2 separate regions of the Homo sapiens genome follow, and region 1 is linked to region 2. A link is an interaction called in ENCODE POLR2A ChIA-PET data of the cell type or tissue named here. Cell type or tissue: K562. All regions are shown on one strand. Region 1 has its middle 12 kb from the start of CRIPTO. Region 2 has its middle 11 kb from the start of RTP3.

The links. ChIA-PET counts read pairs that join two places held together with the same protein. Peaks named below come from ENCODE experiments on the same cell type or tissue, not always from the same donor. Only the 100,000 strongest peaks of a DNase experiment are listed, where the experiment ranks them.
Region 1: POLR2A ChIA-PET joins it to region 2 with 5 read pairs; 4 of 35 experiments call an interaction of 5 or more read pairs at or near these places.

Annotation. Positions count from the first base shown.
Region 1 is chr3:46,587,490-46,591,489 of GRCh38, forward strand. No RefSeq gene overlaps it. Among named protein-coding and RNA genes, the nearest start is that of CRIPTO, 12 kb to the left of the region's middle. In K562, no CTCF peak of the experiment used is centred here; no DNase peak of the experiment used is centred here; H3K27me3 peaks cover 326 bases.
Region 2 is chr3:46,506,871-46,510,870 of GRCh38, forward strand. No RefSeq gene overlaps it. Among named protein-coding and RNA genes, the nearest start is that of RTP3, 11 kb to the left of the region's middle. In K562, no CTCF peak of the experiment used is centred here; DNase peaks (open chromatin) are centred at 2,501 and 3,201.

The DNA.
Region 1 (4,000 bases), 81 kb after region 2:
TGGCTCTCAGAAAGCCACATCCGTAGGAAAAGGGGGAGAGTACTACATCAAGGGAACACCCCATGGGACAAAAGGATCTGAACAACAGCCTTCAGCCCTAGACCTTCCCTCTGACAGAGCCTATCCAAATGAGAGGGAACCAGTAAACCAACTCTGGTAATATGACAAAACAGGCTCTTTAACAACCCTAAAAAATCACACTGGTTCACCAGCAATGGATCCAAACCAAAAAGAAATCCCTTATTTACCTGAAAAAGAATTCAGGATGTTTGTTATCAAACTAATCAGGGAGGCACCAGAAAAAGGTGAAGCCCAATGCAAGAAAATCCAAAAAGGATACAAGAAGTAAAGGGAGAAATATTCAAGGAAATAGATAGCATAAAGAAAAAACAATCAAAACTTCAGGAAACATTAGATATAGAAATGCAAAATGCTCAAGAAAGTCTCAGCAATAGAATTGAACAAGTAGAAGAAAGAAATTCAGAGCTCAAAGACAAGGTCTTCAAATTAACCCAATCCAACACAACCAAAGAAAAAAAAATAAGAAAATATGAACAAAGCCTCCAAGAAGTCTGAGATTATGTTAAATGACCAAACCTAAGAATAATCGGTGTTCCTGAGGAAGAAGAGAAATCTAAAAGTTTGGAAAACATATTTGGGGGGAATGATCGAGGAAACTTCCCGGCCTTGCTAGAGACTTGGACATCCAAATACAAGAAGCACAAAGAACACCTGGGAAATTCATCACAAAAAGCTCCTCGCCTAGGCACATTGTCATTAGGTTATCCAAAGTTAAGATGAAGGAAAGAACCTTAAGAGCTGTCAGACAGAAGCACCAGGTAACCTATAAAGGAAAACCTATCAGATTAACAGCAGATTTCTCAGGAGAAACCCTGCAAGCTAGAAAAGATTGGGGCCCTTTCTTCAGCCTCTTCAAACAAAACAATTATCAGCCAAGCATTTTGATCCAGCAAAACTAAGCGTCATATATGAAGGAAAGATACAGTCTTTTTCAGACAAACAAACGCTGAGAGAATTTGCCACTACCAAGTCACCACTACAAGAACTGCTGAAAAAGAGCTCTAAATGTTGAAACAAATCCTGGAAACACATCAAAACAAAACCGCTATAAAGCATAAATCACACAGGACCTATAAAACAAATATACAATTTATAAAGCAAAAACAAAAAACAAAAAAAACAAGGCACACAGGCAACAAATAGCACAATGAACGAAATGGTACCTCACATCTCAATACTAACATTGAATGTAATTGGCCTAAATGCTCCTCTTAAAAGATACAGAACTGGAGAATGGATAAAAAAATCACCCACCAACTAACTGCTGCCTTCAGGAGACTCACCTAGCACATAAGGACTCACATAAACTTAAAGGGATGGAAAAAGGCATTTCATGCAAATGGACGCCGAAAGCGAGCAGGGGTAGCTATTCTTCTATCAGACAAAACAAACTTTAAAGCAACAGCAGTTAAAACAAAGAGAGTCATTATATAATGGTAAAAGGCCTTGTCCAACAGGAAAATATCACAATCCTAAACATATATGCACCTAACACTGGAGGTCCCCAATTTATAAAACAATTACTAAAAGACCTAGGAAATGAGATAGACAGCAACACAATAATAGCAGGGGACTTCAGTACTCCACTGACAGCACTAGACAGGTCATCAAGACAGAAACTCAACAAAGAAACAATGGATTTAAACTATACTTTGGAACAAATGGACTTAGCAGATATATACAGAACATTTCATCCAACAACTGCAGAATATACATTCTATTCAACAGCGCATGGAACTTTCTCCAAGATAGACCATACGATAGGCCACAAAATGAGTCTCAATACATTTAAGAAAATTGAAATTATATCAAGTACCCTCTCAGACCACAGTGGAATAAAACAGGAAATAACTCCAAAAGGAAACTTCAAAACGATGGAAATACATGGAAATTAAATAATCTGCTCCTGAATGATCATTGGGTCAAAAAGGAAAGCAAGATGGAAATTTAAAAATTCTTCGAACTGGGCCGGGCGCAGTGGCTCATGCCTGTAATCCCAGCACTTTGGGAGGCCAAGGCGGGTGGATCACGAGGTCAGGAGATCAAGACCATCCTGGCTAACACAGTGAAACCCCATCTCACCAACCCCGTCTCTACTAGCCGGGCTTGGTGGCAGGTGCCTGTAGTCCCAGCTAGTCGGAAGGCTGAGGCAGGAGAATGGCGTGAACCCGGGAGGTGGAGCTTCCAGTGAGCCGAGATGACACCACTGCACTCCAGCCTGGGCAACAGAGCAAAACTCCATCTCAAAAAAAAAAAAAAAATTCTTTAAACTGAACAACAATAATGACACTACCTATCAAAACCTCTGGGATACAGCAAAGGCCATGCTAAGAGGAAAGTTCACAGCCCTAAATGCCAGTATCAAAAAGACTGAAAGACCACAAACTGACATCTAAGGTCACACCTCAAGGAACTAGAGAAATAAGAACAAACCAAACCCAAACCCAGCAGAAGAAACGAAATAACCAAGATCAGAGCAGAACTAAATGAAATTGAAACAACAACAACAAAAAAATACAAAAGATAAATGAAACAAAAAGCTGGTTTTTTGAAAAGATAAATAAAATTGATAAATTGTTAGCAAGATTAACCAAAAAAAGAAGAGAGAGAATTCAAATAACCTCATTAAGAAATGAAAAGGGAGATACTACAACTGACACCACTGAAATACAGAAGATCATTCAAGGCTACTATGAACACCTTTACACACATAAATTATAAAACCTCAGAGAGATGGATAAATTCCTGGAAAAATACAACCCTCCTGGCTTAAATCATGAAGCATTAGATATCCTGAACAGACCAATAACAAGCAGCGAGATTGAAATGGTAATTTAAAAATTACAACAATAAAAAGTCCAGGACCAGATGGATTCACAGCAGAATTCTACCAGACACTTAAAGAAGAATTGGTACTAATCCTTTTGATACTATTCCACAAGATAGAGAAAGAAGGAGCCCTCCCTAGTTTATTCTATGAAGCCATCATCACCCTAATCCCAAAACCAGGAAAGGACGTAATCAAAAAAGAAAACTACAGGCCGATATCCCTGATGAACATAGATGCTAACATCCTTAACAAAATACTAGCTAACTGAATCCAACAACATGTCAAAAAGATAATCCACCATGATGAAGTGGGTTTCATACCAGGGATGCAGGGGTGGTTTAACATATGCAAGTCAACAAATGTGATACACAACATAAACAGAATTTTTAAAAATCAATGATCACCTCAATATATGCAGAAAAAGTATTAGACAAAACCCAGCATCTCTTTATAATTAAAACTCTCAGCTGGGCGCGGTGGCTTATGCCTATAATCCCAGCACTTTGGGAGGCCGAGGCGGGTGGATCACCTGAGGTCAGGAGTTCGAAACCAGCCTCAACATGGAGAAACCCTGTCTCTACTAGAAATACAAAATTATCCGGGCATGGTGGTGCATACTTGTAATCCCAGCTACTCAGGAGGCTGAGGCAGGAGAATTGCTTGAACCTGGGAGGCGGATGTTGCGGTCAGCCAAGATCGCGCCATTGCACTCCAGCCTGGGCAACAAGAGTGAAACTCCATCTCAAAAAAAAAAAAAAAAAAAACTCTCAGCAAAATTGGCCTACAAGGGACACACCTCAGTGTAATAAAAGCCATCTATGACAAACCCACAGCCAACATAATACTGAATGGGGAAAAGTTGAAAGCATTCGTTCTGAGAACTGGAACAAGACAAGGATGCCCACTCTCACTACTCCTCTTCAACATAGTACTGGCAGCCTAGCCAGAGCAATATGACAAGGGAAAGAAATAAAGGGCATCCAAATCGGCAAAGAAGAAGTCAAACTGTCACTGTTTGCTGACAATATGATCATTTACCTCAAAAACCCTAAAGACTCCTCTGGAAAGCTCCTAGAACTGATAAAAGAA
Region 2 (4,000 bases):
GGAAGGGTCCAAACCTAGCTACTCTGCAGTGGCCAGGATCAGAAAGAATTTTGCAGTTGTTATTCCAAAATCTCAATAGAATTGTCAAATTTCTCACATACAGTCAAGGCTACTGTCTTCTAATATGGAAGTAGAGGTGAACGCAAAGCCAGCCAACTTAGAGAATTTCCTTCCTCTTCTATAAACATCACCTTCATTTTGGCAGTGCTATCTAGTAGAGTTAGAGCATGTCAGCCACATAGGTAACTTAAATGTTTTCAGTAGCCACATTATTATTATTATTATTATTATTATTATTATTATTATTTTGGTAGAGACAAGGTTTCATTCTGTCACCCAGGGTGGTCTTGAACTCCTGGATGTTTATGTAGGAACACATATTCATTTTAAGTTTCCTCCAATCTCAGTTTCCTGAGATGCCTGTAGCATCCTGCACATTCCTTCTACAGCACATGCACCTTTTACCCAAGATATAAGCCCTGGGTCTGGAGGGTCGCAATGCGGAGATCTGCCTGTCTTGCAACCGCAAAAGACCACACTTCTATCTGTAAATTCCCCCTAAAAAATCACCCAATACCGACAAACTGGATTTGTCTGCCTCTTTCTTTGGTTTCTTGGATCCTGTGTCATTTGGGGGTCATTTTCCATGCACAGCCTTTTCACAGAACACCCAATCATTCATTGTGATTTGCTTCTAAACACTTCAGTATAGATACTGGGGTGTGTGTGTGTGTTTCTGTGCCATCTATACCCTGTGGGCTGTTGCCCCCATCCCAGAGGTGGTCAATTAGCATTCATTAGCAACTAATTGGGATCCTCACTCAAGAAAGCTGTGCTAAGTTTCAAATATTTCTGCAAAGGGGTCATTGTTAATTTGCATAAGACATATCAGAAACTACTTGTATTGGTGAAATAAGTGATGTTCACCACATGGGGCTGTGCTGGTATCTTCCCCCTTTCCCATGAATGTGGTAGGAGAATCAGAAGTGCCCAGTGGTCCCATACTTTGAGAACCATGCCCTGGTTTAAAATCCTGGCCCTGTGTTCCCCACTAAACAGAGGACACCATAGTCTGACACAGTGTTCCCGCCATCAGAGCACATTCCTGTCTGCCTGGAAGGGGCATATACAGGAGCATGTCTGGGCCACCTGAAAACCCAAAGGCTCACAGACCAGGTGGCATGATAGGGGACCTGCTTGCCAATGACAGTTTACTCCCCTGCAGAATTCTTGGTAGTGAGGTTCTGAGGAAGGCAACTAATATTTGCTGATAAACACAGAGAGAACATGGTGACTAGGGAAGACCAGACCTGCTTGGGTGACTCCAAACACTGGTTAGTGGGTTGGGTTTTCTTATTTTCTTGAACTCATGGAAGTAACAAAATATGCTAATAGTAACACAGGGCTAGAAACAGTTCAAGTTTAACGTAGGAAATGATCTTTTCTTTTTTTTTTTTTTTTTTTTTTTTTTTTTTTGAGACGGAGTCTCGCTCTGTCGCCCAGGCCGGACTGCGGACTGCAGTGGCGCAATCTCGGCTCACTGCAAGCTCCGCTTCCCGGGTTCACGCCATTCTCCTGCCTCAGCCTCCCGAGTAGCTGGGACTACAAGCGCCCGCCACCGCGCCCGGCTAATTTTTTGTATTTTTAGTAGAGACGGGGTTTCACCTTGTTAGCCAGGATGGTCTCGATCTCCTGACCTCATGATCCACCCGCCTCGGCCTCCCAAAGTGCTGGGATTACAGGCGTGAGCCACCGCGCCCGGCCGGAAATGATCTTTTCTTAAAAATAATTTGGTCACTATTCTTCAAGGAATTCCCCCAAGGAGTTTTCTCCTAAAGATTAGTCTTTTATCCCTAAGTCACTCCTATCTCCTTCAGTTACAAGATTTTCCCCTTCTTACGGGCTGAGACATCACTTCCTAAATTCATGTCATATGTGGTTGAGAGTAGCCTTCTGTGTAATCAGAGTTCTCCGCAGAAACAGAACCACTGGGATATACAGATGCTCCTCAACTTATGATGGGGTTATGTCCTGATAGACCCACCATAAGTAGAAATATCGTAAGTCAAAAATGCATTTAATACACCCTGCCCACCAAATATCGTAGCTTAGCTTAGCCTACCCTGGCCCACTTTAACATGGTCAGAATAGCAATAGGGAAGAGTATCTTACTGCCTGTGGCTAAGCTGGGAAAAGATCAAAATTCCCATTTTAAAGTATGGTTTCAACTAAATATATATCACTTTTGCATCATTGTAAAGTGAAAAATAATCATAAATTGAACCATTCTAAGTCAGGGGCCATCTGTATATAGGTTTATAAGGGGAATGTGAAGTCCTAATTAGGGAAAAGGAGTCAGGCTGGTGGGACCAGGGGAAAACAAAGAGATAAAGCAAATGAGCTATAGGTCTGCCTTTTTTTATGGCCCAGGACATATGGCCATATGTCCTGGGCCATAAAGATAAGTCTTTTATCCCTAAGTCACTCCTATCTCCTTTAGTTACAAGATTTATCTGTGCAGGACATATGGCCATATGTCTTGATGACGTACATAACTCAAAAAATTCCTGCTTACCATCAAATGCCTCAATTTATCAAACACTCCGGCTGACAGAAGAATGCAAGTTAAGCTCTCTGCTGCCTTGGCATTATCAACCAGCCCAAGTTCCATTCTATAAAATCTCCAGCAAGCCTTTGTCTCCTTGCAGTCAGCTCCTCTTCTGCTGATCCTGCCCGTTGCCTTCTTGCAATGTATTTTCATACTTTCTATAATAAATCTGCCTTTCTTTACCTACAAATGTTTTGGTAAATTCTTTTACCCCCTCACCACCAGCCCAGATAGTCACCACTCACCTGTGACAGGGATTTACTATGAAATGGGTTCATGTGATTAAAGAGGCCAAAAAGTCCCACAGTCTGCAAGCTGGAGAACCAGAAACCCAGGGGTGTAATTCAGTCTGAGTCTGAAGGCCTGAGAACTGGAGGTGTGGGGCCACACATGTAAGTCCCAGAGTTCAAAGGCCAGAGAGCTCTGGCATTTGAGAGCAAGAGGGCAGGAGAAGATGGATGTCTCAGCTCCAGAAGGGTGGATTCGCCTTTCCTCCACCATTTTATTCTGTCTGCCCACCCACATGGGGGAGGGCAATCTTCTTTACTCAGTCCACTGATTCAAATGTAAACCTCTTTGGGAAACACCCTCACAGACACACCCAGAAATGACGTTTCACCAGCTATAATATCTGGGTATCTCTTAGACCAGCGAAGTAGACACCTAAAATTAACCATTCACACCTTCCTAGACTTCCCTTCCCAGCGTAAGTCTCACTAAGTCCTGAGCTTGTGTTTCATCTCCTCAAACTTACTAAGAGATAAAGAACCGACTAGTGCTTTCACAATTTTCACTCTTCTTTTCAGGGTTTCCCAGGCTATTTTGCTCTTTATTTTCCCATGTGTATTTTAGAATCAACCTGACAAAAAAAGAAAGAAATTTAAAGAAAAACAAGAAAAGCTGAGGGTGTTTTATTGTGATCCCATTAAATTTATATATTAATTTAGAAAAAATTGGAATCTTTATCATGCTAAATCTTCCTATCCAAGAACATGGTACCTCATTCCCTTTGTAAACATCTTTTGTGTCTTTCATATGTGTTTTAAAGTCTTTCGTATGTAGGTTTTGTATATATCTTATCAGGAATATTTTATATTACAAATTGGTTTCTCATTATATCTTCTAGCTGTTATTGCTATGTATAAAGGCCTTTGGCTTCCATATATTATTTTATATGCCACTGTTCTCCTGACTTCTGTTATTTTTTATAGTAATGTTTCAGTTGATTCTCTTGGGTTTCCCAGGTAGGCAATCACATCATCTGCAAAACGTGGGTTTTACCTCCTTTTTAACTTTGATATCTCTGTTTTCTTCCTCTTCTCTAATTGTGTAGTAGTAGTAGGGATTTTAGAGGAGATGTCTCCAAATTTTCCTCATTAGGTACAATGTTGG